Linked DNA regions of Homo sapiens: regions 1, 2 and 4 are each linked to region 3. The links are chromatin loops, found by intact Hi-C in ENCODE. Cell type or tissue: HepG2. All regions are shown on one strand.

Region 1 (8,000 bases), 110 kb after region 3:
AGAGTCTGCAGATCCTCCTCCCACAACTGCCCTGGATCTTTCTTTCTGACCGGTCCTTGCTTCTGGGATGAGAAGAGACAGGAGCTCTAAGCCTCTACACCTGTGCTGCCCACAGGCTCTACCTACTTGCCTTCCCACTGAGTTTTCTTATGGGTAGTGGGCCCATGGCACTTCCGGTGGCTGAGGGTTGAGCAGGTGGAAAGAATAGATAAAAGGAAGGATAGATGTGGGTGGAGGACGGACAGAGAGGACGAGCAAAACCATTTCAACCAATTCTTTTTGGTGTTCCACTTTGAGTCCTTCAGTCAATCAAATTGAGTTTCGCTGATTTAATATTTTTTGTGCTCCTTGTACCACCACCAAGTACTATTCAATTTCAGATGTTGAGGTGGAGCGGATGTAGTTTTGCTCTGTTGTTTTGCTTTGGCTCCAGCAAATTCATCTTTCTCTCCAAGAACCCAAAAGGTGGTTTGTGGTGATTGCCTGTCCACTGAGAAGAAGCTGCTCTTGTGTCCCCTGCCAGAGGGATGCTACCTGTTCAGTGTCAACAGGAGACCACTTAAAACACCAGCAAGGGATCTGGACCTCCTGCTTCATCATTATGCCAAGAATCCCCACCCTGTATTTCTTTTTCATCTGATTCTGACAGCGTGGTTTTTGTGTCTTACCCATTGGCTGCCTAAATTGGAGACTTGGCTGAAAATACACTGGCTGAAGTTTAGTCCAGACAAGATGAATGCCCAGGGTTGGTAAACTATAGAAATTGGAAGAGATAGCCCTAGTACCTCTTTTCATGGGATTTTTCCCTAAGGGGATGTTAGATTTTCAAGGGACAGAAAGTGACCATCATTTGGCAAGTGTTATGTAATATTAAGAGGCAGAGTATTGAGATGGGGAACATCCAAGAGCTTTGCATCAAACAATCTGAGTTTAAATCCTGGCTGCATCAACTAGCTGGGGGACCTTGAAGCCTATTCAGTCTGTCATTTGGGGTGGTAATGCACGCCTCAAAGGTAGTGAGCTGGAATCAGTGAGATCATGCATGAAGAGGGCCTGGTAGGTGCTTGGCACAGCTCCCTCCATAAGTTGTGTCTTTACAGCTCTTGGATAGGATTCTGTTTTAAAACCAGAAGATCCTCTTGTATAAAATGCCAGGGTTTGCCAATGTCAGTGCCCTGTGATAAAAAGCATTTTGGAGGTCAGATTTCACAAGAGGCATGGTTGAAACTAAAATTTTAAATCTCCAATTTGCATGTGAATGAATACATCTTATGGAGTGCTAGATCAAAGGCCTACTGATCCCATCAACTCTTCAACATGTAGATTCCGTGTGAGGATCAATGAGCCTACCTCAGCATCCAAGTCCTGAATAATAGACTGGCTGCAAGTTCGTTTAGAGACCTAAGGTGCTTATTGTTAAATAAAAGGAAAGCTTGATTTATGATGTCTGGAACTTCCTAAAGAGGTTCTTTGTGCTTCTTTGAGTTGAGAATTCCAACAAAATCAGAAAAAACAACTAATATGGCAGCTCAAATATCCAAGTCCCATTCTAAGGTAAAAACCATGGAATAGGAATACCCTGGCCGGTCACTGTGGCTCACCCTTGTAATCCCAGCACTTTGGGATGCTGAGGCAGGTGGATCACCTGAGGTCGGGAGTTTGAGACCAGCCTAACCAACATGGTGAAACCCCGTCTCTACTAAAAATACAAAAATCAGCCAGACGTGGTGGCACGCGCCTGTAATCCCAGCTACTCAGGAGGCTAAAGCAGGAGAATCGCTTGAACCTGGGAGGCGGAGGTTGCAGTGAGCCGAGATCGCACCACTGCCCTCCAGCCTGGGCAACAGAGTGAGACTCTATCTCAAAAAAAAATAAAAAAAAAAAAGAAAAGAAAAAAGTAAAGAAAAGAATCAATACCCTATAGATATTGATAGAGATACTTAATAGAGGGTAAGTGATGATAGGGTGCTGAGGTTATTTGCTGATTAGTGTCTTAAAGGATGTATGGGAGAATTACATGTGTGTATCTTGTGTGTGAATGAAAGTACATCTTTCTTATGCCATAAAGAGCCTGTTTTGTACCTGGAGTCATGTCTTGTGTTGGAGTTAGAGATGGGAAAACACACAGTGCCTGTTCCGAAGGCGGCCACAATCTAGTATTTGAAATCCAGACTCCTCAGTGTGGTTTTCACACGTGATGGAAAAGTTTCTCCAAGGAAGAACATCTTTGAAGTTATGGTAGAAAATAAGATGTGAGGCCAAAACAATTGATTTCCCTTTTTTTTCTTATATGCTACATAAGGAAATCCCCTTAGCTCTACCATGAAAATATGACTGGACTCTATCCACTTCTCACCACCCCTCCTGCTACCACTCAAGACCATTGCCATCATTATCTGTCACTGGGAATAGCCTCCTAACTAGGTCCCCCTCTGTACTGTATTCTAGACACAGCAGTCCACTGATTCTTTTAAAGAGCACTACTCCTGTATTCCAGGTCCTATGCTCACTCAGAGTAAAAATCTAAGTCCTTACAATATGAGATCTGAGCTCATATTCCCTCTCTGGCCTCATCTCTCGCCTCTCCTTGACCACTCTGTTCTACTCCACTGACCTCCTTACTGCTCTCAGACCCCCCATCCTCTCAGCTACACTACCCCAGGACGTTTGTACCAGTTCTCCTCTTAGCCTGGACCATCCTTCCTCCATAAAGCCACATGACTAATGTCTCTTGATCCTTAAACTTTTATTCAGTTGTCGCAATGAGGCTTACCCTTACCACAGTATTTTAAATCATCCCCCCCGACACACACACCACCCCGACTCTGGTACTCCGGTACTCCTCTTATATTTCCATCATTGACTTACTGCTCTACGTTTGTGTAATTTACTTTTAATTATGGTTATTGTTTGTTCTTTGTTTCCTTCCACTAGAATGTAAACTCCATTTTTGTTATTTTATTCGCTAGTCTATTCTAATCATCTGGAACATTTAACAACACATATTAAATGAATAAATTAATCACATAACCAGGATAGAAAAATACCTTAGAAATAATCTGATCTCCAACTTGATAGCTCAGATTTTTCAGGATGCATCTAATATACAAACCAAGGACAATCTGTACTCATGTGCTCTAAATTCAGGTATGCTGAGAATGGACTCCTTGGACATGGATTTATTTACAAAGTTCAACTCAATTTCGACCAGTACTCCTAAAATTATCTGTGGTGAAGAAATTTTAAAAATTCAATCTGTCATGAAGCAAGACTTTTATATGTTACAATAATGATGAATTTCTAGAATACCAAAATTTAAAAATACACATACAAAAATAATTAAACTAAAGATAATATATAATGTATGCGTGTTAGGTTCAATAGTAATGTAACTACTCTGTCAAATTGCTATACAAATTTGGAACACTTACTTTTAATTTCTTTTCTTGTGGCATGGTGGGCGAGTAATGACAGTTGGAGAAACACACTGAGGAGCACGTCTAGGCTTGACTTTGAAGCTCACTCTTCAATTGTTCCCTTACCAGACTCTCAATACCGCCCTCTCGTGCCCTCAGTTTAACAGGGTTGTCCTATGCACTTTGCTAATTGTGCTGTCCACAGTGTCTTTCTGGAGGAGACCTCCAGAGCCTTCCTTTGGAATTCTTGCAAATTCTAGTTTTCCAGAAGCCCAGTGAGTTGACCTTCGGAATGTGAGGATAAAGCCTTAGCTTTCCAAAGTTGCTTATTCTTCTCTTTATATTTTATTATGTTCACTCTTATTAAAAAACACATTTCTTAAAATACAACAAGCTTAATACGATTTGTAAGTATAATACCTGGGGACATCTAAAAATAAATCTAAAATTTTATCAATACGTATGAATGAAGTGAACAATGTATTTCTCTTATTTCACAGCAGTTGAGTCTATTGCCTGGATACAATAATAATAAGAATTGTATCCATAAAAAAGATGCGACCATTTAATGTTTTGGGGGAGGAAGTTGAAATATAATTTAGAAATAAGAAAGTAGTAAACTCATATTTCTCTAGATATTTTAAAAATATGATACATGCAAAAAGAGTTCACATTTTAACGTGTTGTAATTTCTCTTCTGAAAAATATCCTGACTGAGGATGTGTGATGTTACCAAGCATTTGTTTTCAGTTTATGTACAGGATTCTCCATGGAGATATGTCCATAACATGAAGGCATCCAATATAGAAAATGACATGCAATGCCTTTATTCTTCCAGTTTAATTAATGCTATGACAACCACTTGGCAGAGACTGTGGTGAAGAGGAGGCCTCTGTAGGGAACTGCAGGTTATAAGCAGTAAGGAGACTGTCAAACTATTATTGGGACCCAACATATCAAAACCCAAGCTTTTTTAGCAGCATCACTGGAGATAAATTCCAAGGAGAACAAGTAACTCAAAAAATTGGGTTGTTTAGTAAAAGGAAAGTTGATAGTGGTAGGAATCATATTTTTAGAATGCATTATGAATACCTAGAAAATGGTTTCCCAAATTTAGAAAACAAAACAAAACAAAAATCCTGGCCAGGCACGGGGGCTCACGCCTGTAATCCCAGCACTTTGGGAGGCCGAGGCGGGTGAATCACGAGGTCAGGAGATGGAGACCATCCTGGCCAACACGGTGAAACCCCATCTCTACTAAAAATACAAAAAAATTAGCCGGGCGTGGTGGCGGGGGCCTGTAGTCCCAGCTACTCAGGAGGCTGAGGCAGGAGAAGGGCGTGAACCCGGGAGGTGGAGCTTGCAGTGAGCTGAGATCGCGCCACTGCACTCCAGCCTGGGCGACAGAGCGAGACTCCGTCTCAAAAAAAAAAAAAAAAAAAAAAAATCCGAAACCTACCCAAGCTATGTGTATTCACAATGCCCTGAGTGCTTTGAGAAATTCAAGATTATTTCCTTCCTTCAAGGGTGATTTGTTGAGCCCCAAGGCTGTACTGGGTGCAGTGGTGAACAAGACAAAGTCCCAGCTGCCACTGAGTGAGCCAAGGGGACAGATAAGCAAATTGTCAGATACAGAATAGGTGGATAATGAGAAAGACTGGGGAAAAATAAAACACTTAGGACTAGAGAGCAAAGTGGGGGTGCCATTGCAGTCAGGGGAATCAGGGAAGGTCTCTCTGATGTTTGGGCTGAGACCTAAGTGAAAGGAGGGAATGGGCCACCAGGAAAAGTGTTCCAGACCAGGAGAGAGCTAGGGCAAAGGACCAAAGCCCATGCCTGTTTGCTGAGCTTGAGAAAGAGCAACAGACCAGTGTGATGGAGCACAGGAAGCAGGTGGAAGGCGGCAGGAAGGGAGGTGAGGGAGGAGCCAAGAGTCTATTTTGCAGGACCTCATTAGGGTTCCCAACTCTATGAAATGAAGGCCCCCTTTAGATAACTAATATTTCCCAATGGCCCTTTTATTTATTTATTTATAGAGATGCTTATAGAAGTTTCATTTATAATAATCAAATTATAGAAACAACTCAAATGTTGTATTCTGGGCTAATTCAGTGTGTGGTAAAACCTTGTAAAAATTTGTGTTTATGTGTAAAATGGAGTGAGGATCTAGGCTCAGGTCATAATTAATAGGACTTTCAAAAGTCTTATTGGACCTAGGACAATTTTTCATTGTATGAGACTGTTCTGAGCATTGTGTAACAGCTGGCATTCCTGGTCCCACCTGTTAAATGCCAGGAGCACCTCCACAGGTCTCCCATAAACCCTCAGCAGACATCATCTTCTTGAAAGCCATTGCAATTGGTTGTGACAATGATGGAGTCTTTGGGTTTTATGAGACGGTGTTGGGGAGTTTAGAGCATTGCTATAGATCAGTGCTGTTCCATAGAACTTTATGCAGGGATGAAAATGTACTATTATTACCCCTCCAACAGGTAGCTACTAGCCACAGGTTGCACAAGGACTTGAACTGTGGCTAGTAAGACTGAGGAACTAAATTTCTAATTTAGTTTAATTTCAATTTATTTAAGTTTAAATATCCATGTGGCTAGTGGCCGCCATGTTGGACAACACAGCTACAAACTATAAATATAGATCCCCAACAACCAGTTTTTTCTCTTGCTCCTTTTCCACCCCTTTTTACTTTCATGGCCATTTCTTTTTGATTCTGCTGATTTGAAAAGCCAACTCCTTGGAAATGTTGGACTCGGAGCACTGCACCAACACTTACTTAAGGGCTAATAAAGTAATACATAATGGTGGCTTCCCTGAATTCCTTATGTGTGGTTACAGCTGGGAATAAGCCCCTTTCACTTAATACCCAGTGTCTCTTACCAAATACTGGGCTAACAGTGACTGGGGCAGTTACCCAGAAAACAGAATGCCTGAATGCAGAAGTGCCTCTCCCCTATAGACAGGGACTGAAGTATCCCAGCAACTTGAGCCTTACAAGACCACGTTGCAGCACAGTGAGGGTGGAGATGAGAGAAGAAATAATAGGGAAAATTAAAAGAGAGTTGATATGGTTGGGCTGTGTCCTCACCCAAACCTCATCTTGAACTGTAGCCCCCATAATCCCCATGTGTCATGGGAGGGACCAGGTGGGAGGTGATTGAATCATGGGGGTGGGTTTTTCCTGTGCTGTTCTGGTAATAGTGAATAAGTCTCATGAGATCTGATGGTTTTATAAAGGGCAGTTCCCCTGCACAAGCTCTCTTGCCTGCTGCCACATAAGGTGTGCCTTTGTTCCTCCTTTGCCATCTGCCATCATTGTGAGGCCTCCCCTAGCCATGGGGAACCGTGAGTTTATTAAACCTCTTTTTCTTTATAAATTACCCAGTCTCGGGTATGTCTTTATTAGCAGCCTGAGAACAGACTAATGCAAGAGTAAAAGGAGCCAAGAGAGGATGCAGGAATGATCCATGAGTACAGTTTAACCTGGAGCCGAGTGAGGGAAGACTTTAACAAACAGTACAGTAGGATCAAAACCAGGAGACAAAGGTATCTTGCTACATGAGTGGTGGAATCCCAGTTTGGTGAGGCTCCTCTGCCAACTAGACCCCACCTGCACTCTTCCTGAAGAAGAAAGCATTTCTTGCCCCCTCCAGTTTTTGCTCACCATTTTCCCTTCAAATCGTACCAGTTCTTCAGTACCTAAGTCACAGGTCACCATCTTTCTTCTAGGCCTTCCCACTCCTCCACCCTGTGTGCCTCTATCACAGCACTCATCCCAACCAGCTGCAGTGAAGCCTCCCCAGAACCTCTAGTGGGGATGGCCTCCTTTCCTGAACCCGCTCAGCACTTCCTTGGTCAGGACGCAACATGGCTGTGTGCATCCTGGTCATCTCCTTCACTAGAGGAAGCACCTACAGCCAAGGGTGGGGTCTCATGCATTTATGTATCCCCTGCACAGAGCCTGGCCAAGGTAGGTGCCTGATGAACTTGGGTGTATTAGAATCTAGTTACTTTTCTCCTTAACAAAGAAGAGAGTCTGCATATGTTAGCATAATAATGGCTCCCCAAAAAACATCCACCTCCTATTCTCCTAAACCTGTGAATATGTTGCCATGAATGGCAAAAGCAACTCTACAAATGTGATTAAGTATTTTTAAATAGGGGGATTATCTTGGTGGGCCCAATGTAATTACAAGTGTTCTTACAAGGGAAAGGAAGAGACAGAAGAGGTAGAAGATGACAGAAGTGGGGCCAGAGATAGGGATTTGAAGACGCTATGCTCCTGGGTTTGTAGATGAAGGAAGGGGCTAAAGCAGGGAATGCAGACAGCTCCTAGAAGCTGGAAAAGGCAAGGAAACCATCTCCCCTAGAGCCTCCAGAAGGAACTCAGGCCTGCCAACACATTGATCTTCAGCTCAGTGAAACCCATTCCAGACTTCTTACCTCCAGAGCTGTAATATTACCGCTGTGTAATTGCTTTAAGCCACTAGCTTTGTGATTTGTTACAGCAGCAATAGTAAAGTAATATTCCCTGACTGCCCTTGAGCTGCCAGAGGCCTCTCTCTTTGGGCC
Region 2 (8,000 bases), 74 kb after region 3:
AAGCAAGTCCTTAGAGACCTAAAAAGAGACTTATACTCCCACACAAAAATAATGGGAGACTTTAACTCCCCACTGTCAATATTAGACAGATCAATGAGACAGAAGGTTAACAAGGATATCCAGGACTTGAACTCAGCTCTGGACCAAGCAGACCTAATAGACATCTACAGAACTCTCCACCCCAAATCAACAGAATATACATTCTTCTCAGCACCATATCGCACTGATTCTAAAATTGACCACAGAATTGGAAGTAAAGCACTCCTCAGCAAATGTAAAAGAACAAAAATCACAACTATTGTGAATAGTGCCGCAATAAACATACATGTGCATGTGTCTTTATAGTAGCATGATTTATCATCCTTTGGGTATATACCCAGTAATGGGATGGCTGGGTCAAATGGTATTTCTAGTTCTAGATCTGGTCTATCATTGATGGACATGTGGGTTGGTTGCAAGTCTTTGCTGTTGTGAACAGTGAAGGGGATTAATGTCCTTATAAACAGGCTTGAGGGAGTCCTGTTGTCCATTCCCCACATGAGGATGTAGCAAGAAGATATCATCTGTGAGCAATGGACCTTCACCAGATACTGAATTTGTTGGTGCCTAGATCTTGGACTTCCCAGTCTCTAGAACTATGAGAAATAAATTTTTATTGATTATAAATTATCCATTCTAAGGTATTTTGGTATAGCAGCAAGAATGGACCAAGACAGAGACCCTTAAGCTCTGTTTGGATTCCCCCTTCCTGAGCTAAGACCTATAAACAGCCACCAGGCAGTAAGCTGGAGCAACTGAAAGGCTCATCTCGTTTTTTTTTTGCCTTCGTTCATGTATCTCATTCTTGCTTGGCCTGTTAGCCAATGTCTGAAAACCATAGTTTCTTGTATTTCCCCCAGTTTTCTAGTTCTTTATGGCCAGATGGCAGCATTAAAAGTGCAAATATTGGCTGGATGCAGTGGCTCATGCTTGAAGCACTTTGGGAGGCCAAGGCAGGAGGATCGTTTGAGCTCAGGAGTTTATGACCAGCCTAGTCAGCATGGTGAAACTGTCTCCACCAAAAATACAAAAATCAGCCAGGTGTGGTGGCATGTGCCTATAGTCCCAGCTACTCAGGAGGCAGAAGTGGGAGGATCACTTGAGCCTGGGAGGCGGAGGTTGCAGTGAGCCCAGATCAGGCCACTGCACTCCAGTGTGGGCAGCAGAGTGAGATCCTGTCTCCAAAAAAAAGTACAAATATTTTATTTGAATCCCATTTGCATTCCTGAAAATCTGGATTCACCAAGTCCTAGATGGAGCCCAGCCATCAGAATTTTGAAAAAACATATAAAGGTGATTCTGCAATGCACTTTCCCAGTTGCCAGTAACTAAAAAGAGGCCATCACTACTAATTGACAGCCTCTGATTCCCTATTTGCAATACTGATGGTCACATTTATACGCACACATGCACACACATGTGCATTTTCATTTAGCATATATTATCATTTCAATTATTACTTATTTTTACATGTTATTTTTAACCACATTGGGCATTGCAAACTATGAATATACATTTTAAAGTGAACATATATATATTCAACATTTTAAAGTACAAAGTCAAGCTGACTTGGTGAGCATGCTTAATTTTTAAAAAATGTTTGATATCTCTATATAAATGACATCTCCAAGGATTTTAAAGATATACTGATCTTTTAAGAAAACTGCTGAGCCTACTCACATCTGGATTCTGTAATCTGTAGCAAAGTTTTTAGATTATGCAAACACACATACCATAATTTGCATACATGTATAGGTTTTTGAATATTACAACAGCATAGCTAATGTTTATTGAGTACTTATGTGCCAGGCACTGAACTAAATTCTTTTTTTTTTTTTTAATTTGTGAGCATGGCCAGCTTTATATTTTTCGGCTGGTCTATGCCTCTATTTTTAAAATTTTATTTTTATTTTATTATACTTTAAGTTATAGGGTACATATGCACAACGTGCAGGTTTGTTACATATGTATACATGTGCCATGTTGGTGTACTGCACCCATTAACTCGTCATTTACATTAGGTATATCTCCTAATGCTATCCCTCCCCCCTGCCCCCACCAAATGACAGGCACTGGTGTGTAATGTTCCCCTTCCTGTGTCCAGGTGTTCTCATTGTTCAATTCCCACCTATGAGTGAGAACATGCGGTGTTTGATTTTTTGTCCTTGTGATAGTTTGCTGAGAATGATGGTTTCCAGCTTCATCCATGTCCCTACAAAGGACATGAACTCATCATTTCTTATGGCTGCATAGTATTCCATGGTGTATATGTGCCACATTTTCTTAATCCAGTCTATCACTGATGGACATTTGGGTTGGTTCCAAGTCTTTGTTATTGTGAATAGTGCCGCAGTAAACATACGTGTGCATGTGTCTTTATAGCAGCATGGTTTATAATCCTTTGGGTATATACCCAGTAATGGGATGGCTGGGTCAAATGGTATTTCTAGTTCTAGATCCTTGAGGAATCGCCACACTGTCTTCCACAATCGTTGAACTAGCTTACAGTCCCACCAACAGTGTAAAAGTGTTCCTATTTCTCCACATCCTCTCCAGCACCTGTTGTTTCCTGACTTTTTAATGACTGCCATTCTAACTGGTGTGAGATGGTATCTCATTGTGGTTTTGATTTGCATTTCTCTGATGGCCAGGGATGATGAGCATTTTTTCATTGTCTATTGGCTGCATAAATGTCTTCTTTTGAGAAGTGTCTGTTCATATCCTTCACCCACTTGTTGATGGGGTGGTTTGTTTTTTTCTTGTAAGTTTGTTTGAGTTCTTTGTAGATTCTGAATATTAGCCCTTTGTCAGATGAGTAGATTGCAAAAATTTTCTCCCATTCTGTAGGTTGCCTGTTCACTCTGATGGTAGTTTCTTTTGCTGTGCAGAAGCTCTTTAGTTTAATTAGATCCCATTTGTCAATTTTGGCTTTTGTTGCCATTGCTTTTGGTATTTTAGACATGAAATACTTGCCCATGCCTATGTCCTGAATGGTATTGCCTAGGTTTTCTTCTAGAGATTTTATGGTTTTAGGTCTAACATTTAAGTCTTTAATCCATCTTGAATTAGTTTTTGTATAAGGTGTAAGGAAGGGATCCAGTTTCAGCTTTCTACATATGGCTAGCCAGTTAACTAAATTCTTTATGTTGATTATATCTTTTGAAACTGAAACCACCACAAAAGGTAGGTCATTATCTCCTTTTATAGAGATTGGTATCTTGCCAGCTTCTACTCATGCCTCCTCATCCTTACAACAACTCTATGAGATAGGTATTATTATTATTGCCAACTTCCAGATAAGGGAGAGAGGCACAGAATGGTTAAGGCAACGAATCATTAGGCATATACAATAATATATACAATAATTATTGGGAAATGAAAAGATGTCAGAACCACAGATCAGCTCAGGTCTTTATGACTCCAAAATCTATGTTCACAATAACTGTGCTAAAAATAAAACACATGTAGAATCAGGAAATACTTATTTCTAAATATTTTGAAATAAGAAAGTAAAACAATGAAAGAATTTTGGCCATTTTTTCCTCAAATTAATAATATTTTTAAATAAGCCTTTTTTATGGAAAGTAGAGTGAAAACTTGGCAAATGGGAATTTTTCTAATGATAACCTTTTTCTCTCAGGTAAGCAATGACCTTTCAAGTCAATATTTACTACGATTGATTGAAATCTAAACATACAGTAAGTTCAACTGAAAAAGAAAGTTTTGGTATATCAAAGAACTTTGATGCAGATAAAGAAGAAAATTATTAATCCTGGGAGAGTCAGAACTTTGATCCCATGTTTACCCTCAAGTGAATGGTAGTGGACACATAACCAAAGAAAAGTCATTAAAATGAATCAGTGACTTCAGGAATCCCTTGGATCAATACATAGATCTCCCCATGTTTGTAAAAGTTCATTTATCTCTGTGCAAACTGGATGAGTTCTGTTCAGACATCTCACAATACCACACATTCTCTGTGCATTAAAGTCACAAAGGTGGAACTCAAGATAGTTCAGCCATCAGGTAACATATTGTCCCATCTCCAAAATAAATGTCTTTTATTAACTTTCACTAAAAACGGTAAGGCAATCTGTGCACATGTGCTTCAAAGACTACCATAAAAAGAAAGAGCAGGAGATGTTTTTCTATTGCTTCTGGGTTTTGTCTTTTGTTTTAAAGATATACTACTTTCTTCTCTTTTGCCCTTCTACACCCAGAAGCATTTGCCTATTTCATAAACACAAAGTTAAAGAAACTTGCATTAATGGACTCTACATGAATATAAATAATGTCCAGGTTTCCATAGCAAACACTTAGTGCTGTTCATCTTCTCTACCCCTTACAGCAACTGCAAAGTGAAAGTTAGACACCAGCCTGGAGGTCTAATGAGCACCTGTTTCTTGTACTCAGGATATAACTCAAGCTGCTGTAAAAACTGCATTTGTAAAAAATATGAGAAATGATAAACAAGCTCCTCTTCCCAGAGGCATAGTATAGTAGCTTATCCAAAGCTATTGCTTCATAAACAAATTCAACCCAATTGTCATCCCTTGGTGTCCCAGAGGAAAGCAGTACCTGCTTGGAAACAGGAGAACAGGCTCTGGCCCCTGGCTTTAGATCAACTTCCTGGCTTTAGAACCCAACACAAGGACCTACTGGCTGTATAATCTTGGGCAAGTCACTTAACCATTCTGTACCTCCCTTCCTTATATGGAAGCTGGGAATAATAATAATAATAATAATAATAATACCTATCTCATAGTATAGGTAAAGATGAGTAGGCATTTAAAAAATAGTATTCAGGGCTGGGTGCAGTGGCTCACATCTGTAATCCCAGCACTTTGGGAGGCCAAGATGGGCAGATCACCTGAGGTCAGGAGTTCGAGACCAGCCTGATCAACATGGTGAAACCCCATCTCTACTAAAAAAAATACAAAAATTAGCTGGGTGTGGTGGTACATGCCTGTAATTCCAGCTACTTGAGAGGCTAAGGCAGGAGAATTGCCTGGGAGGCAGAGGTTGCAGTGAGCCAAGATCGTGCCATTGCACTCCAGCCTAGGCAACAAGAGTGAAACTCCGTCTCAAAAACAAACAAACAAACAAACAAACAAAAAACATAGTATTCAGCTATTATTTGGCTGCTCCCATGGTTGTTGCATGGATGAATTCTCCCAAATACATATCCATTTTATTTGCAATAGGATAGATGACATCTGGTAGAGTTAAGAAATCTCCAGATTAATCATATTTGCAATATACCCTGGCTAATTCCATTCAACCTCAAGATCCTTTACAAATACCTCCTTCATGTAGACTCTTCCATGACTAACCTTGACCAAAAAAAATCATGTATATTTCTCCAAATTCTCAAAAATACCATAACTGTGGCTGGCCCATCCTTGTGATTTAACACATATTGTCTTGTATTCTCAATTATACTTCTTTTTATTTATGAATTGTCTTCCTAACAAGACTTTGAGCTACCCCAAAGTAGAAACTATGTGTAATTTCCTCCTTTCTTCCTCCCTTGTGATAGCAATAGTAATAATATTAATAATACTCTCTCATATCTTTAGCTAAGGCAATTCCCCATAAGGGCTGACAGCTGAAGGCTCTCTGCTGGCAGCACTCCCAACAGATAAATCCTTCACTCCTAAAGGGGGACCTGGTTGGTGCATTGAAACTTCCATTATAATATTAAATTAGTCGTAGATATAATAAGCATAAGATACTTTCTCACCTTAGGCAGAGATCTTCTGTATGTCCCTTTGTGATAGTGTCTGTGCAGACTTTTCTAGGGGAATAGATTGGATGACCTCTGTAGGTTGACATTGTTTATTATCAGCCCATAAATCAATGGCAGGTGGGAGGCTTTCCTGGGCAAGCCATTATGTTTCTAGTAAATACTAACGTCAATGTGAACCAAAAGATAGGTATCTATTTGAGTAACATGTTCAATTACAGGTTCAAGGAATCCCATTTATGGTTCTCTTCCCCAAACCAAACTTAAGAGACGCTGATGAAAAGCTCAGAGCTGGCACTGAAAATGTTAAAAATTAAGAAACTGTGAGAAACTCTTTGAGAAATAGAAGGTAGTTGGGTCTAGGGTAGGGTAGATAATGAGAAGCTCTCTAAAGCCCTGAATGAGGATAGGCTGGCAGATAATTTTTTAGTTGTGTTGTTTTGTCTCCCCAGCATTGCCCTGGGAAGATCACTGCCTTCTCTGCTATAATCACAGGATCAGAAGGATAATATCCTAAGAGTGTCCAAAGCTGCAGAGCTAAGTAACAAATAACAAAAGTGTAGATGGGCTAGCAGGTACCTGAGAATCTTGCTCCTCCTCAAACTATCCTATAGTTTGAGCAATGATAGTATCGTTGGATAAAAGCTATTCCTGGGAAGAGAAACTAAACTCTGAAGGTGGAGAAAATGCATACAGGGGTAGCTTAATCTTGTGTTTTAACACAAGGGCCTCTCCACCATAAGGCAGTCCCCCTGAATCACTTGGTATAACACTCCCTGTCTCCTAACTAACCTGGTGAAGAAGTAGCCAGGGTCAAAGAAGTTTTTGCTCCTCTCTCCAGGTAGACATTACTAACTGAATATACTAGTCATGGTCCCAGGGAGACGATGGGACCATTTTAATAATAAGACTATTTACAGTTAGGCAGTCAGCATATCACAGTATCTAAGTGCTAGTTACAGGCCTGAAAGGGGACAGAGAAGTAGGTACTATCAGAATCAAAAAAAAAGGAAGCCATTTGGAGAGGCCTGTCTTGATGGAATTCTGATCTTTAATCATTGACACAGCTGACAGCATAAGGAGAGAAGTGAGAGAATAAATACCCTTGACTTCACATTCTTCTCTCCCAATATTCTCCTCCTGGAGCTCCCCAGTGGCTGAATCCAATGGGAAGGCAGAGAGCAAGGGGGTTTATTGATGTTGTTTGTACAGGTCAGCCTCCAGGAGCACTGAGCAGGGTAGGAAGAATGGAGAGGGGATCTGGAGGGGTAAACAGAAGATCTCCAGAACACCAAGTTAGCAGATAATCCCAAGGGACAAATAATGAGATATCTTGTGAGCACAAACACTATAAAATAAAAGCAAATAATGAAAAACTTGCACCAAAAATAAGCAAAATGAAAGAAACAGACAAAAACTTAAATAAATCAGAAAATTCAGGGATAAGGGGGTATATCAGAAACACAAGGTGGAAAAAAAGCAATGATGAAAAATAGCCAATAGGACATTTGCCATGGAAATTAACACAACAAATGGATTTAACAGCAGGATAGATACAGTCAAAGAACAAATTAATGAACTAGAAGATTAGGCCAAGGAACTCTTCCAGAAGGTGCTGGGAAAGTATGACAAGATGAAGAGAATGAAATATTGGAGAAAAGTTAGTATCTATCTGGTGGCGCCCCAGATGCAGATTAAAACCAAAGAAACAAAATACACTTTAAGATATAATAATCAAGAGTCTCTCAGAATTGAATAAACATCACAAACTTCAGAAAGGCAGGATTTATAGTGCTGAAAAGGGCAGAGAAAAAAAACCCACCCTAAATACATTAAAGTGAAATTGTAAAACATTAAAGAAAAAGAAAATCAGATTTCTCAACTGCAAAACCGAATAGAAGACAAGTATATAATCTTTTTAAAGTACCAAAGGAAAACAACTTTCAACCTTGAATTTTATAATCAGCTAATCTATTACTTAAATGTAACAATGAGATAAAAATATTATCAGGTATACATGTCTCAGAAAGTTTACTACACCAACACTCTCTTTCACAAAACACTTTGAGTATGTATTCTAGCAAGAAGAGAAATTAGTACAGAAGGAGGCAACAAAATATGGAAAGAAAGGATAAATATATAGTAAGATTTATTTTTGTTTAGATTGTCTTGGCCAAGACAAACAAAAAAACTATATCCATAATCATCCAGAAGT
Region 3 (8,000 bases):
TAATAAAATAGATAACAGAAATTTAAAATCTGACACAATTCTCAAAGCTTATAATAATTTGACCTTTCATAACTTACATAATACAATTTCTCTACCTTTTCTGGTGGTGGAAAAGAGGTGGAAATTGAGATTCTCCTCCGCAATGTCCAACTTGAAGTATTTACACTTTATTTCTACTCTATGTTATCCATTCCTTTTCAGACTTAGATATGTGATTATGGTGAGTCTTAAGGTGACTTGCATTTGCTATTCAAGGGTGCAAGGGAGCAAAACCAAAGGGTGTATGATATTTTGGTGTTTTTAGTTAAGTTTTCAATATCGAGACCTTCCAAAGGATGTGGAAAACAGAAAAAATAATAATAAAGCTTTGTATCATCACATGGTCTTCCATCATAACCTGACAGTCACGCCTTTGAGACCAGCCTCACTCACTTACCCACCGTTCTCACTGAGAGATCATACCGGGCAAGAACTTTTGCTAAGAGTCGCACGGAGCAGCAGGCTGTCAATCAGGCTTTGGGTTAGGTCTGGTTGCCATCACAGTAGCTGCTCCTTCCACTTAAAGATTCTCATTATCTCAGAAAAGCACTAGATTGTTCTTGGGAAGAGGGCGTAGTAAGCACTTTTATCTAAAAAGGGACTAGTTACAGAACATTAATTTTCCAAAATTATTTCTAAAATTCCACCAAATTAAACTTCTGCTTTACAGACAAGGCTGCCACCATGCCACAAGGAAGTTGTAAAAGCACTGTTTAAAACCTCTAGGAGACGTTTATTTAGGCTAAATATTTTATAATAGATATCAAGGTTTTTTTAAAAACAGAAAAATCTTAAGGATTCTTACAATTTTTAAATGCTTGTCTATCTTAAGTGCTAGCACCCCGTAGATTATCTCCCGCCATGCCAATGATTGTTAGCCTATTAGAGATAGAAACTATTAACAGGAGCCTACTGGACAATGGTTTCTATTTGGTTGGGTATAAATATTTTGGGGTTGAAATTCTAATTAAATAGTGCCTGTCGCTGCTTAAAAGCTCTATAGGCATGAAATGTTCAGAAGTCCCAGAAGAAATACAGAAAAGAGACATTTTTTATTTTTCCACATACTCGATGTACTAGCTTAAAATACATGTACTACATAATATTATATTTCTTGGAGCTAAATTTTATTTCTTCTGTAATGTTTATTTTTGATGCAGGGCTGCATAATGATTCCATTTTTAAGATACCTCTAAATTATAAGGGATTCCAGCCTCTACCTGGAAATTAAAGCTGTGCAGATAAAATACAAAGTCATTAATAAACATCACAAAGATAATTCTAACAAGAAGCACCATGTAAAAGTAAGGCAGGAATCAGAAAAATCATCAATTACTGACATATTAAATCACACTTTCAAAAGAATAGGGAGCTGGAAGCAGCCGCTCCCTTTCAGGAGGGCTGTATGACACTGAATGAAATGCCAGGGACTCCTGGCTGGTGAGCAGCGGGAACTTTGCGGTCGAGCGGCGCGGGGCAGCCACAGACCTGGGCGCTTCAATCTGTCACCAGCCTGCCCGCAAAGCCCAGCGACAGCCCCCAACGCCCCCCCGGGGACCCATCTGGGGGGACCGGGAGCAGGACAAAGGTCTGAAATCCAAGTCCTAGGAGTAAAGAAACAAAATGCGCAGGTTCAATTTAAAGTGCCTGCGGTAAGTACGGGGAGTGAGGGGGAAAGACACCGGCCTCCAAGAATTCTCAGGCGTTTAGCACAAGCACCAGCTCATTACCAGGAGATGCGTTCGGGGAGTGGGGACATGGAGAATGAATCCCAACTTGTGACTCCATTCTCCACTAACTTTATTCTCGCTCCCTGGACCAAGCGCATCGCTGGGGCCAGGGTTGTCATGGTTCTTGTTTCCAAGGCCCCTTGGAAGAAGGAAAGGGATGAGAAAGGTGCGCTGGCGGGCGCACCCGGCGGCGGCGAGCGCGGAGGTGCTGCGGTACCTACCATGGTATTCTTGTCCCGGAACGTAGTAGGTGGGGTTGCCCGCAATATGCAGGGAAATGAGCACCTCGCCCTGCTCCCCATCCCCTTCCAGCTCCCCGTGGTGGGTGCACAGGAAAAAGAAGGGCGAAAAGCGGGGGTAATAGCCAGCCGCCGCGCGCGCCCTCAGCGTCGCCCCCAGCAACAGCGCTAGGAGGAAAGTCTGCCGGGCCCAGCCACTGCGCTCCATGCCGCCGCCGCCGCCGCCGCCGCCGCGCGCCCTACGCGCCGCTCGCTCATTCAGTTTTGGAGACGCCGGGACGGAGGAGCCACGCGGAGAGAAGGCGAGAAGAAGGCGGACGGGAGCGGAACGGGCTCGGGAGCGGGCCTGGGAGCGGGCCCCCGCCGAGAAGTTCCGCGGGAGACGGCGGCTCCCAAAGTTACTTTGGGCCGCGGGAGCGCGGGACCGGGGCTGCGGGCGCCGAGAGCGCGTCGTCTGCCGCCTCCGTGCGCCGCCGCCGCCTCTGCGCGACGCCCCTCGGCCAGGCCTGGGAAAGCGCCCGCCCCGCTCCACACCTTCTTAAAGCCCCGGGCGCCGCGTCCCCCCCGCCGCCGCCACACGTGTCCCGGCCGCTCCCCCGCCCCCGCGCGCCGCCCCGCCCGCCCCCCGCCCTCTCGGGCTGGCTCGGCGGCACCTCGCGCGGCGAGGGGCGCACGCGTCCCCGGAGTCCCCGGCCAGCGCCCGGTTCGCACCCGGGAGGACAGGGAGGGGCGCCCGCCGGGGAGCGGGACGGGGACGCTGTCGAGGACCGCTGAGCCCGCGACTCTTCTGCGAGGGACGTCAAAGCCCCGCAGAGGGCACCTCCCGTCCAGCTGTCTGAAGGGGAAGGCCAGCCCCTTTGGCCGTCAGTGTGCCCTGTTTTTCCTGGGAGGATGCGTGAGGGAAGGAGAGGGGCGGCAGGGACGGCCGCTGGCGCCGGTTTCTTTGTCTGAGCCGGCTGCGTCCCGCGCCCCTCGGGGCTCGCAGTCTGCCAGTCCGGGCGGCCCGCACTCGTTCTGGGAATCCGCCCGAGGCCGCGAACCGCTAGGGGCCCTCGCGCTCCCTTCCCACCCAGGCCCCCTGTCCCTCCCGCCGCGGCCGCCCGGCCCCTCGCGGCAGCGACAGAGCCTCATCTGTAGAGGATTTTAAAATGAGATTAAGCGAAAGTGGAATTGGCAGACTCGAGTGGTGCCTGGAAATGGTGATTTGTGCTGCTCGGTTGTGGGGAATTGTAAGGCAGGAAGGGCTGGCGGAGCTAAGATCCGACAGGCTCTCTTCGCCGGACTGTTCTGTTATTCATTGCTTCTGGGCTCTTCAGGCAGAGATGGGTGTTGTAATTTTTTAAATCAGTGTTTATTTCCTTTAAATGTCGGTTATGACCAATGGCCCTGAAATCGGGGGAGGGAAAAACGTTCAGGGGAGATGCTGGCAGCGGTGATTGAAGCGGGTGGTAATGAGCGGCTGCACATGAACTGCAGGGAAGTGAAATAATCCATAAGCACGTTTTTAACCGAGGACGGCTGGCAGGAGCCCTGCGGCATCCGGAGATGGGGGAGCGGGGTTGCCAGGTTTTAATGCCTCTCCCCACCCACCCTTGGCTTGCCACCAAGCCAGATAAACCCGCACGTACAGAAATGAGTAGATTATAAAATTGGAAGGGATAGTGCCTTTGCCTGCATTTGTGGGGCGAGGGGCGGTGAAAATCAGGGTCCAAGGGGAGACCTCTGTAATCACTTCGTTGCAAAAGGAAGAAATTGTTTTTCTTCCTCTTACTGAGACCGAATGACAGGTAGAAAGGGCCCATTTCTAGCTGGCTTCTTGTTTCCCTTACTTCAAAATCCCCAGAGGCTTAACTGCCATATAAATAATATACAGTGTATACATATATGTATGTGCATATATATATATATGATGTGGTAACAATTGCTACACTGTAGCTCTGCGGGGTGCAGGCTGTGGGGCTAGACGTACTTTAGCTTTTTAATCCTAACACCAACTGGAGAGGCAAAAAATATCCCTATTTCACAAGGGAGGAGGCACTCAGAAATGTTGATAACTTGCCCAAAGTCAGTGACAAAGGCTGGATGCAGGGCAGACTGGCTGGCCTCAGAGGCTCTTGTCCTGCACTGCCCTGCCACAGTCGACAGCCCTAGCTGGAGCAGGTGGTGTTGCCCCAAACAGAATTAGGAGATACTCGCCCACAGCTAACAAGGCTGTTACTGCCTTCCTGTCCAGTCATGTGAATATAGCCAAAGACAAAATTAATCACTTGTAGAAAGAATCCAAAACTATTTAATGTTTTTGGCTTACACTTTTAAAATGTTTAGTTACTATGCACTGAGCACCGTCCTAAGTACTATACATACTAACTCCCTTATTCCTCATAACAATACTGTGGGAAAAGTACCATTGATAGCTTCATTTTACTATGATGAAACAGCACAGGGAGGTTAAGTAACTTGTCCAAGGTCACACAGCTAGTGAGTGCTGTGACTTGAACCCAGGCAGTCTGATTTTGACACACTAACCACTGCAAATCGCCTCTAAAGAATGCATGTTGGTGTTGTTAGAGGGATGGGGGAATAATTATTCTTCATCCAGTGTCAGAATACCTCATTTAATCCTTATATTAGCCTGCAAAGTAGGTATAATTATCTTCATTTTTAAAGAGAAGAAAGTTGAGATTCATAGAAGTTAAAGGAGCTTGGGATCAAGTCTGGCCATGCTTGATGCCAAGGTCGCTGCTTAAATAAACTGTCTTTAGTAAGCGCTGACACTTGGTCCAGGACATGATTGGAATTTAATTCATATAAGGTCCTCAATTCCCAGGAAGTCCCCTTCTTTCCATTGTGTAGTGCACTCTCAGAGAAATATTCTTTCTCGTATCTCTCGACATGGCTTTCTTAACATTCAATTTATGTGACCAAGTTTATTTTTCAATCTTCCCCTTTATTGTGCTTCCTTAATTTTTACCACTTTGCTTTGCTATTACATTTGAATAACTTTTATACTGTTAGCCATGAAGCAAGCTCATATTTCTGGCTACAGCCCTGCAGTTGTTCAGTAACAGACACAAAGACTGTTTTTAAATAATGTCCTGAGTGGTGTTGAGCTGGTCAAGAGGGGAGTAAAAGTTGGTACACTCCAGTCTGCAGTCCTTAGAACTAACATGAATACCTTGTAGAGGCTCAAGTTCATATTTGTTTCATCTCTGACACTTTTTTTGATTAGGCCAGTTCAACTAGTCATTAAAAACTTTTAAATAACCTTTAGAAAATCAGAAAAATACATAAATCATATATAAAATCCATTGAACCGAGAGTAGCATCTTCTTAGTGAGCAACTTACTTGAAATCACGCAATAAGGTGGAAACCCAGGTTAGATAGCAAAACTTCCTGTTTCCCAATTCGTGTGCTAACCCTTACACCTCGTTTCTATTTAGTGAGCCATAATAAGTATCTCCAAGAATATTGGGTCTGCAAAATCCAAAAACCTTCCGAACTAATAGAAAAATAGAGAAGTGCTTTTCCAGAAAAAATGGTTTACATCAAAAACATCTGCAAAAAATAAAAGGTGATGTCAGGTGAAAATGAATAGGCTTGTGGGAAAGGGAGTTTAAAATGGAATGAGATTTATTTTTAATTAAAAGAGTTTTGAAATAGTAATTAGTCTACCAAAAGAATTAAACTAAGTATTCTTAGAAGATAAATCCACTTCTTCTTGATAAGTGGAAATTATTGCCCAGTATTTGAATAATCATAACACGATGGGAATTAAATTCATATATATATATATATTTGCTATGTGTGTGTATATATATATATATATATATCTGCTATATCTCTCTATATATACATGTATATATATACATATATCAGATACATAGCTTTTAAATTATTGGGAGGTGATTCATCCATATGAAATACAAAGAAGACATTAAATTATATTTTAAGGTTGCAAGAATTCACTCATCTGCCTTCCATTGATATTTTTTGAGATGAAGCATTAAACATTTTGGTATATGTGGGAAAGTGAGTCACTATTCTTATTTACCATGTAAAAATCAAACAAAGTTTATAAAATCAAAAAATATGTAAATATAAATATGAAGAGGGTGAACAAACTGAAATCAGTTGACTTATTAGACTCTAAAATGGTAATAAAAGGCCACATGAGAGCAAACCCAATAGCAGCTAATAAACTTATAAAATCTATTACTCATAAGACATGGTACTGTATGATAAAATTGAGGCTCCTAAGCAAAAAACAAAAATCAAAAAAAAAAACACACAAAAATAGACCCTAAAGATCAGTAAGCCTTTTGCAAATGAAATTGCACTGAGAAAGGTGGGATATTAGGGAGTTGGCTCTGTTACGTACGTCCTGCCGGAACATGTTACTTATTGCCACCCCAGATTGAAATACCATGATGAGATAAACTATGGGACAACACAAAGTCATTATATTGTAAGATTTCTGAAACAGAATCTGATTCCTCAACACTAAAAATCCCTTTTTTTAAAGTTTCTCCACTTCCTGGGATTTTCCCTGCCCCTGCTTCTCTCTGGAATGCCCTTCCTGTTTCCTGTGGCCTAACCACACATCTTCCACCCTCCTCTCCCTCACCTCACTTCTTACTTGGCTATAGCAACTCATGCTCCAAGTCTTCTCTCACACATTTTTGCATCTGAGAGATCTTTCCTGATCCCTCATCCTAAATTATGTCCTCTAGACCAGCACTATCCGATATAGTGTCCTAGTCCCCAGGTAGCTATTTAAATTCAAATCAAATTAAATTTAAAAATAAGTTCTTCAGTCACATTAACCACATTTCCAGTATCCAATAGCTAAGGGTGGCTAGTAATGGGATAATCTGTAAGGCTGCACTGTCTGTACTGGACAGTAAGTGCAGACTTACAGATTATCCCATTACTGCAGAAAGTCCTATTAGACAGCACTGTTCTACATTGAAAATGTGAATGAATGCCCAGTCACCAACACATTCATTCAATCAGTATTTATCAGACACCTCCTATGTGCCAAACTGCTGGATGCAGTGGACTCAGTGAATAAAGCTAATACAGTGCCCACCCGTTTGGCATCTACAATCTAGTGCTGGGGACAGACAGTAAACTCATACAATAAACAAGATTATTTCTGACACTGGTAAATGCTATGAAGAAATAAAACCAGATGATGTGGTAGAGAGTGTCTAGGGCAGGGAGGCTACTGTAGATTGGAGAGTCAGGGAAAGCTTCTCTGAAAGAGTGTAATTGGAGCTAACACTTCATTAATACGGAAGAGTCCATCATGTTAACATGTGGGGGAAAGAGCAGTTCAGCTGGAGAGATCAGATAATATAAAGGCCCTGAAGCAGGGCTATGCTTGAGATGTCCAAGGCTTAGGAAAGATAGCAAGAAAAGGGAAGAGTGAGGCTGGGCACAGTGGCTCATGCCTGTAATCCCAGCACTTTGGGAGGCTGAGGCAGGAGGATCACTTGAGGCCAGGAGTCTGAGGCTGGCCTGAGAAACATAGCGAGACCCTATTTCTACAAAAGATTTTAAAATTAGCCAGGCATGGGGGTGCATGCTTGTAGTCCCAGCTACTTGGGAGGCTGAAGTAGGAGGATTGCCTGAGCCCAGGAGTTCAAGGTTGCAGTGAACTATGATTGCATCACTGTATTCCAGCCTGGGCAACAGAGTGAGACCCTGTCTCTAAAAAATCACCATCGTCATAAAGTAAGTAAAATGAAAGAAAAGGAAAGAGTGGTATGGGTACGAGATGAGGTCAGAGAAGCAGGCAGAGACTAGATCACATTAATGTGCTGGGGAGACTTGGGTCAGGAAGTAACATGATCTGAATGAATAATTAAAGGAAAGAGTTGAAGAATGCCAAAATAAGTTGAAGAAACATTTTCTAATACTTTTTCTCCAGGGTTTAAATAATATCCAACACAATATTTTAATGTTATTGTCTACAGCACAGTATTACAG
Region 4 (8,000 bases), 170 kb after region 3:
AGTGCAGTGGTACAATCACAGCCCACTGTAGTCTTGACCTCCTGACTCAAGTGATCCTCCCACCTCAGCCTTCAGAGTGGCTGGGATTACAATCACGCACCACCACACGCAGCTAATTTATTTATTGTAGATACAGGGTCTCACTATGTTGCCCAGGCAGGTCTCGAACTCCTGGGTGCAAATGATCCTCCTACCCCAGTCTCTCAAAGCGCTGGGATTACAGGCATGACCCATCATGCCCAGCCAGAAGTATTTTTAAATGTACCACACATTTCCACAACGAAGATTTTTTTCTAAATCATTTATCTCCTATCTGTTCTTATTAAAACTCTTCTCATTTAAACAATCTAGTCATTAAGTTCTATCTAATGCACAAATTTGCCTATATAGTCACTATATATTAGTAGTATGGAATCTCTTAAACATGCATTTGCAAGCACATATCCATACAAACTTTTTTGTGTGTTGTCAGCTAAAAATCTGCCAAGTTAAATAAAATTTATTGGGGTTTAATATATTTCCCCCAAAAATGTGAATAAAGGATATACATTTAGTAAACTTATTGGAAGTAACACTAATCTTTGAGAAAGGTAGTTATAAAATATTGCCCACAAAAATAAAGTACCAATGTATTATTTTATACAAAAGTAGAAAGCATAATTTATGCAATTTTTTAAATCCCTTAGGCAGTTTTTTATATGTCACCCTTAGGCACTGGTTTCATTTTTCTAGAGTTCAGTAAAAATGCCCACTGCTGCAATTATACATTCACAAAGGCAAAGTGATTACACTAAGAAATTTAATGGCAGATTTAGAGAAGATAAGAAAATAGCAGGGGAAAACACTGTTCTTTTACATATGAGAACAAGAAAAACAATCTTTTATCCCTGCGCAGTAAAATAAAATATGCTGTGCTTTTTAGTATCCTTGGTAATAATTAATACTGGTATTCCTTACAACAGTAGTACAGCTAGTAAAAATCATAGGTTAACTTTACTCTTTGCAAACATGAAACATCCCAAAGCAGTTTTTTAAAAAATCTCCTGAAGTAGGTATCTACTGCAGAGTGGTCTGATGGCAGAACAGTAATATGTCCACACCAGGGGTAGTAGGAGATTTGAGAATCTCATTTACTGCACCAGTGGAGACTGAGCATCATGGCGGTGATGCTCTTAGAATCTAGAAAAGAGCCGGCCTCTATTAAATAGCATCCCTGCTGACCTCTTCATCAGCGAAGTAGGCATTAAGTAAGGCTCCTTTACCATCTTGGAATGCAATGTCTCACAATCTCAGTTGTTGTTAAGAAAAAAACATAGTAAGATTATTAGGAAATGTTAGCATTCAAGCTATTTTCTATGATTTACATAACTTACCTTAATAGCATCAAGCATTACAGTCAAATATTACAGAAACACTGGAATGCTGGCACAGGACAAATGAAATGCAGAGAAATTGCAAAGGAAGAGCTCTTCACGTTTCTAATAATTTAGTATCCATGGAATTTTAAGGAAAACTGTCCCTTTTAGTCACCAAGTTTAATGTCTATAAAGATAATGCCCACACTCAAATCAATTTATATAAATATCTTACAGCTAGATTTTAGGATGTTACTCTTTATGTCTACAAAATTCAAATTGTTACCTGATCAATAAATGGATTAGATATTTTTATCTACTAGATTTCTAGTGTTATCTGACTAGCGTTTAATGAATGTAGCTACTTTTTGTAGAAATATAAATATTATGTAATATGCAAATTAACTTTTAAGGTAAAGAAATTTTATCATAAAGTCTTCATAAAATTTATTTAAAGTGCTTTTGGTTAAAAATCTATAAAAGCAGTTTGAAATAATGTATATTAAAAAAGGACATGAGTATAATTTTCCATTATGAAGTATTTCAAATATAGCCATGTAACTTTTTAAGAAAAGCCACTCAGACTGTATATACTAGGCCATATACAATATACTGATTACTTCTCCATAACTTAAGTTCCAAGTCTTGAGATTGTCTGACACCAATGTCATAACTAAATTTAATTGGGTATTAACAAAATTTAGTTATAAATATCAATCATTGCTTCAAACACTAAGTTCAAGGCATGTCAGAAGGAAATATTCAACAAACAGGTTTGTTATGACTCAGTAGAAAACACTTAAATATCTAAGTTATAAAATATTAAGAACTACTTAAGTAAAAAACTCTTATTTATTCACTTTAAGTACTTATTAGTATTCACTTTAAGTATTTAAGTATTAGTTCCTTCAGCACATATATGTCTTCACAGTAAATACATATATACACCATTAACTCTAAACATATAAAATAGAATCTGGTGGCTGCACCAGCACAAATGAAGGGCTGTGGAATCCACAGACACATCTTCATTTCTGTATTCTCTTTATCCAAGACAATGCCTGAAACATAGTAGACACTTAGTAAATATTTGTTAAATGAAATTTTAAGCAGAGAAAGATAAATTTAATTCCAACCATGGAAAAAAAATAAACACTGACTTTGAACTTGAAATGTGAATTAGATTAAAATATTTTTATTTATAAACGTTTTAGAATTAAATAAAAATTAACAACGTCTCCTCTTTAGAAAACTGAAAACTATATAAATTTACCACATATCTACCTGTATTTGAAGAAATATGCCAAAATCTATTTTTGGTGTAATAAAACGTTAGCTACCTTAACAAGTACAGTATAGCAAAAACATCTTCCTACAGCTATGGTGAATTACAGATGAAGTATTTGCTAAAAAAAAAATTTTCATAGATGAAACAACTAAATTATCATTCTGCTTTCTGACTGATGATAAATTCATTTGAGAAAAACAATTGGTTTGGATATATCCTACATATCTTATAAAACAACACCTAAATGAGTAGTAAGGTTGTCTAAATGCTATTACAATAAATAAAACCTCCGTAAGAAACGATTGTTGATTCATGACCAATAAGTTAAATCGATGTAACAAATAACTCCAAGTGTATCCATAGTATCATGACATGAGTTCATAAGCAGAGAAGGTACAAACAGAAAAGGTATATATTTGTATATTAAACTATGCTACAAAATGTTTATGTTCTTATAAATGAAAATAAATTTGCAAAAACACTCTAAATTTTTTATTATGTACAACTAAGTATGAAACCACTCAGAAATTAGGTATTAATTATGGAAAAATCCAACTTGTCAATATGGTACACAGAACTATTTTTTAAAAAGAACTATGCTCCTTTTCTAATCTTTCAGCTGTTTCTTGGTATTAATTCAGAATACATTATTTTATAATATAGTAATATTATTAAAATAAAACCTTTTAAATGGCAGAATTATAGTAAACTACTTTCAAAAATTATTTTCCAAAATGCAAATTGATCGAAGCAGATCAATGAAAATTAAAACATATTCCTTTTACAAGTCACTTTAGAAACCTATACCAATGATTTTAGAAATAAACTCTCCAGCAATTTTATTCTCTGGGAAAAAAATAAAGCAATATGGCTTTGAGATTTTAAAATAAGTGGTATCTCTGATAATCTTAAAGAACTGTACTCCTATTGCTCTGACCTAACTACAAGAGTATTTGGGTAGGGGAGGTAAGAATGAGTAAGAGGAGACATAGAACTATAAAAAGAATGAAACAGATAATTCGGAAATTCCCATATTTTTTTCTTTTAAGAAAAAAAGAATTAAAAAGCATAACTTGGCTTTAATATATTTCTGGAAAAAAAGACAATACTATTTCTTTAAAAGCTGACAAATGGTCTTCAAAATCATAACTGATCAAATTAAAAATTTAGAAAGAATACCTATAAACTTTACCCATTTACTGCATGTATTCCATTCTATCTTATGATGAGAGCAGAAAGGAAAGGAGAAAAGAATGAAATACCAGAATTAATGCTTTGTCACCCATGAAGTTCAGGCATACATAGAAGGGCTACATTTATCTTACTGGAATGAAAATTTTAAAAATGACCCAAGATAATGACTGCAAAATTGTACTAAAGGTAAAAACCAGGTAAGACTAAAATAATAATCTAAAAAAAAATTTAAAGTCATATTTAAGTTCAATAAATCTGAACATTAACATAAAATGTTAAATGTGCTACTATTCTCTTCACTTACTTGTGAGACTAATGAATAGAATTTTATTTAAAATTCAATAGAGAATGAAGAAATTCAGAATAATGCCAACTACAATACAATATTGCTGCTAGTACTATTATAAATTTATTATTCTCAATTGGAATTTTAATAAACTTTAAAGAGTCCTTGAGTTACTATTTTTATAACTTCATTATAGAATAGATTAGATTTGAAATACAATGGAAATAAACTTTTGCTTCAGGAGAATTCTGAATGTCTATATCATACATGATCAATTTATACACAAAATAAGTTTAAACAATTATTTAGTCAGTAAATCCAGCTATAAAAATAGCATATCACTATAAAATAAATTCTTAAAACAGGTGAATACAAAAATAATACATGATCATCTCATATAGACACATTATAACTAATAAAAAGCAATTTACCTCCAGGTACGAAATATAATTCATTGCCAATTTTATTTACATTTTCATAAAAGTGTAAATACACACATACATGTTTATAATTACATTTTTCAGCAAGTTTATTTCCATTCAAATGACCCAATATGTTAACAAATTTCTCTAGATATCACAGACAGTATTAACAGGTAAAAGGTCTGTTTGCCTGGCTCATCTTAAAGCCAGAATGCAAAAACATTGCCATCTAGTGTTCGTACCAAATAAGCACTTTGAAAACAAACGTATTTCTGTTTTTCACTTAAAAAATTAAGTGTATGTAGGTTAAATACAAACTGCCATTCCCATGGTTAAGAGTATAATTTTGATAGAAGAATAAAAGGAGAAAGAAGAAAACTAGAAAAGGTCACTGGGAGTCAATGGGAAGAAGAAAATATAAGGCATGTGGGAGAAATACTCTTTGGATGAGATTCTTGCCACATTTTGTTCTGGAACACAATATATATGTTATTAGATTTTCTTGGATACTTTACTGACCAAGCAAAAGTAAAGATCAACTCCTTAGAACTAGTTGCATCTATCTCTACCTACTCCCCGACCCTTTGTATACCCAATGAGAATAACTAAGATTGTGTTCCTAAATGACTTGCTATTAAATTCACCTAAATTCATGTATAGCAATACTTTAAATATACAAATTTATCATTTTGATTATAAAATGTTAATTAGAAGAGATAAAGAATAAAAAGATCAGCAACTACAATTGTCAAGTTTGAAAAAAATTTAACTTCATTAACAGACAAAGATACATTTTGGGCCAAGTTGTTTTCTTAACTGTGTAATATTACTGGCACTGCTATAACCACGAAGACTGCGGACATTGTTCATCATAGTCAATGGCTCAGAGCAGCTAGTAAATCTCTAAATCAGAAGCCTCCCATTGTTTTTAATTGCCATATATTTTCCCCAGAGGATAAAATTGCTGAAGAGTTTATTTCTAAAAACAGAAAATGCTCTACGAATGTAAAGAACAATATGTAAGGTACCAATAGTAAGGTGTGGCATGTGGTGGCAGTAGTGTTACTATGATGCTACTATTACAATCACAACTACAATGACAACTACCACTACAATATAACCCCATTCAATTCCAACCAAACCAGGGTGACAGTTCACAGGTATGCCTTGCTTTTCAAACCTTTCTTCAGATCATATTAACCTTTCTTTCTGAATCTCTAACCTTAACTCTATCCTTTGGAAATAAGATATCAGGTGATTTTAAACTATTATTTCTCTATTTACCCATTTATACATTTCTGTATAATAAACATGTATCACTTATGTAAATGAGAAATATTTAAAAAACAAAAACTCCTACTCATTCTCCACAGCCAAGCCTCATTTTTCATCTTCTGTGAACTCTTTCAACCTGCCCAATCTAGAATTGATCTCTTTCTGCTCTAAACTTCTCAGAAGCACTATCTAGCATTCATTTACAGCCTTAAGAAAGTATTTAATAAATGGTGCTGGGAAAACTGGCTAGCCATATGTAGAAAGCTGAAACTGGATCCCTTCCTTACACCTTATACAAAAATTAATTCAACATGGATTAAAGACTTAAACGTTAGACCTAAAACCATAAAAACCCTAGAAGAAAACCTAGGCAATACCATTCAGGACATAGGCATGGGCAAGGACTTCATGTCTAAAACACCAAAAGCAATGGTAACAAAAGCCAAAATTGACAAATGGGATCTAATTAAACTAAAGAGCTTCTGCACAGCAAAACAAACTACCATCAGAGTGAACAGGCAACCTACAAAATGGGAGAAAATTTTCACAACCTACTCATCTAACAAAGGGCTAATATCCAGAATCTACAATGAACTCAAACAAATTTACAAAAAAATAAACAAACAACCCCATCAAAAAGTGGGCGAAGGATATGAACAGACACTTCTCAAAAGAAGACATTTATGCAGCCAAAACACACATGAAAAAATGCTCATCATCACTGGCCATCAGAGAAATGCAAATCAAAACCACAATGAGATACCATCTCACACCAGTTAGAATGGCGATCATTAAAAAGTCAGGAAACAACAGGTGCTGGAGAGGATGTGGAGAAATAGGAACACTTTTACACTGTTGGTGGGACTGTAAACTAGTTCAACCAATGTGGAAGTCAGTGCGGCGATTCCTCAGGATCTAGAACTAGAAATATCATTTGACCCAGCCATCGCAATCCTGGGTATATACCCAAAGGACTATAAATCACGCTGTTATAAAGACACATGCACAAGTACGTTTATTACGGCACTATTCACAATAGCAAAGACTTGGAACCAACCCAAATGTCCAACAATGATAGACTGGATTAAGAAAATGTGGCACATATACACCATGGAATACTATGCAGCCATAAAAAATGATGAGTTCATGTCCTCTGTAGGGACATGGATGAAATTTGAAATCATCATTCTCAGTAAACTATCACAAGGACAAAAAACCAAACACCGCATGTTCTCACTCATAGGTGGGAATTGAACAATGAGAACACATGGACACAGGAAGGGGAACATCACACTCTGGGGACTGTTGTGGGGTGGGGGGAGGGGGGAGGGATAGCATTAGGAGATATACCTAATGCTAAATGACGAGTTAATGGGTGCAGCACACCAGCATGGCACATGTATACATATGTAACTAACCTGCACATTGTGCACATGTACCCTAAAACTTAAAGTATAATAATAATAAAATAAAATAAAATAAATAAACTTGTAGAGAAAGCCAAAAAAAAAAAAAAGTATTTTCATGTATACATTTTAATGCCCTAGAATAAGTTATAAGCTCATTGAAAGAAAAAACATGTACTATCCTTCACTGTGCCCCTCACACAGGTAATTTGTGGGCACCTGAGAAGTACAATCACATGTGATGCAAACATGTTTCTGCTCTGTTCAAAAGCACTGTCTGTCTCACTTCCCTAGGCTTTAAATCTCAAAGGTTTACTCATTGCATCATATTGTAAAAGTTGTTTAATCTCTCTGACTTAATGTAAGGCTCCATTGCTTATAATAAAGACCTGATAATTCAAAATACCTGCTAATCTAGAGTTACCGCAACAGTAAACACAAAACAAAAAATTCCTATGTTGTATGTAGAAAGCTATTAATAAAAGGTAAAGTTTTATTAAAATCCAATTTCAGACAAAGCTTTTTTAGAAAATACATGGGAAAAATCCCTGTAACACAAATTAAAACTGAATTACTTTTTTAAAGTTATCAGCATTAGTGATCTACCTACCTATCTAGGTAGCTATCTACCTATATAGCTAACTATTTATGTAGCCTAGTAACTGAGTGAACTGAGTTTCTTCAAGAACACAATAAATGTAGATACAATTTTCTATACATGCTGACTTTTATAAAAACTATCTAAATTCAATGTTGAGAAAATTGAGATTATAT

What was found. Peaks named below come from ENCODE experiments on the same cell type or tissue, not always from the same donor. Only the 100,000 strongest peaks of a DNase experiment are listed, where the experiment ranks them.
Region 1: it touches region 3 in a loop (6-fold over the local background); 4 of 110 quality-filtered maps call a loop at or near these places.
Region 2: it touches region 3 in a loop (3-fold over the local background); 2 of 110 quality-filtered maps call a loop at or near these places.
Region 4: it touches region 3 in a loop (3-fold over the local background); 6 of 110 quality-filtered maps call a loop at or near these places.

The regions. Positions count from the first base shown.
Region 1 is chr7:104,093,336-104,101,335 of GRCh38, forward strand. No RefSeq gene overlaps it. Among named protein-coding and RNA genes, the nearest start is that of RELN, 110 kb to the left of the region's middle. In HepG2, a CTCF peak has its summit at 3,566 (motif pointing left); a DNase peak (open chromatin) is centred at 3,556.
Region 2 is chr7:104,061,289-104,069,288 of GRCh38, forward strand. No RefSeq gene overlaps it. Among named protein-coding and RNA genes, the nearest start is that of RELN, 76 kb to the left of the region's middle. In HepG2, no CTCF peak of the experiment used is centred here; a DNase peak (open chromatin) is centred at 3,883; H3K4me3 peaks cover 795 bases.
Region 3 is chr7:103,987,141-103,995,140 of GRCh38, forward strand. RELN (reelin) reads right to left here and starts at 2,518. Exons shown (of 65, transcript NM_005045.4): 1 at 1,991-2,518. The coding sequence starts at 2,216. In HepG2, a CTCF peak has its summit at 3,063; DNase peaks (open chromatin) are centred at 491, 2,571 and 2,981; H3K4me3 peaks cover 3,864 bases.
Region 4 is chr7:104,152,199-104,160,198 of GRCh38, forward strand. All of the region lies in intron 12 of ORC5 (origin recognition complex subunit 5), which reads right to left. Among named protein-coding and RNA genes, the nearest start is that of ORC5, 52 kb to the right of the region's middle. In HepG2, a CTCF peak has its summit at 4,767 (motif pointing left); a DNase peak (open chromatin) is centred at 4,763.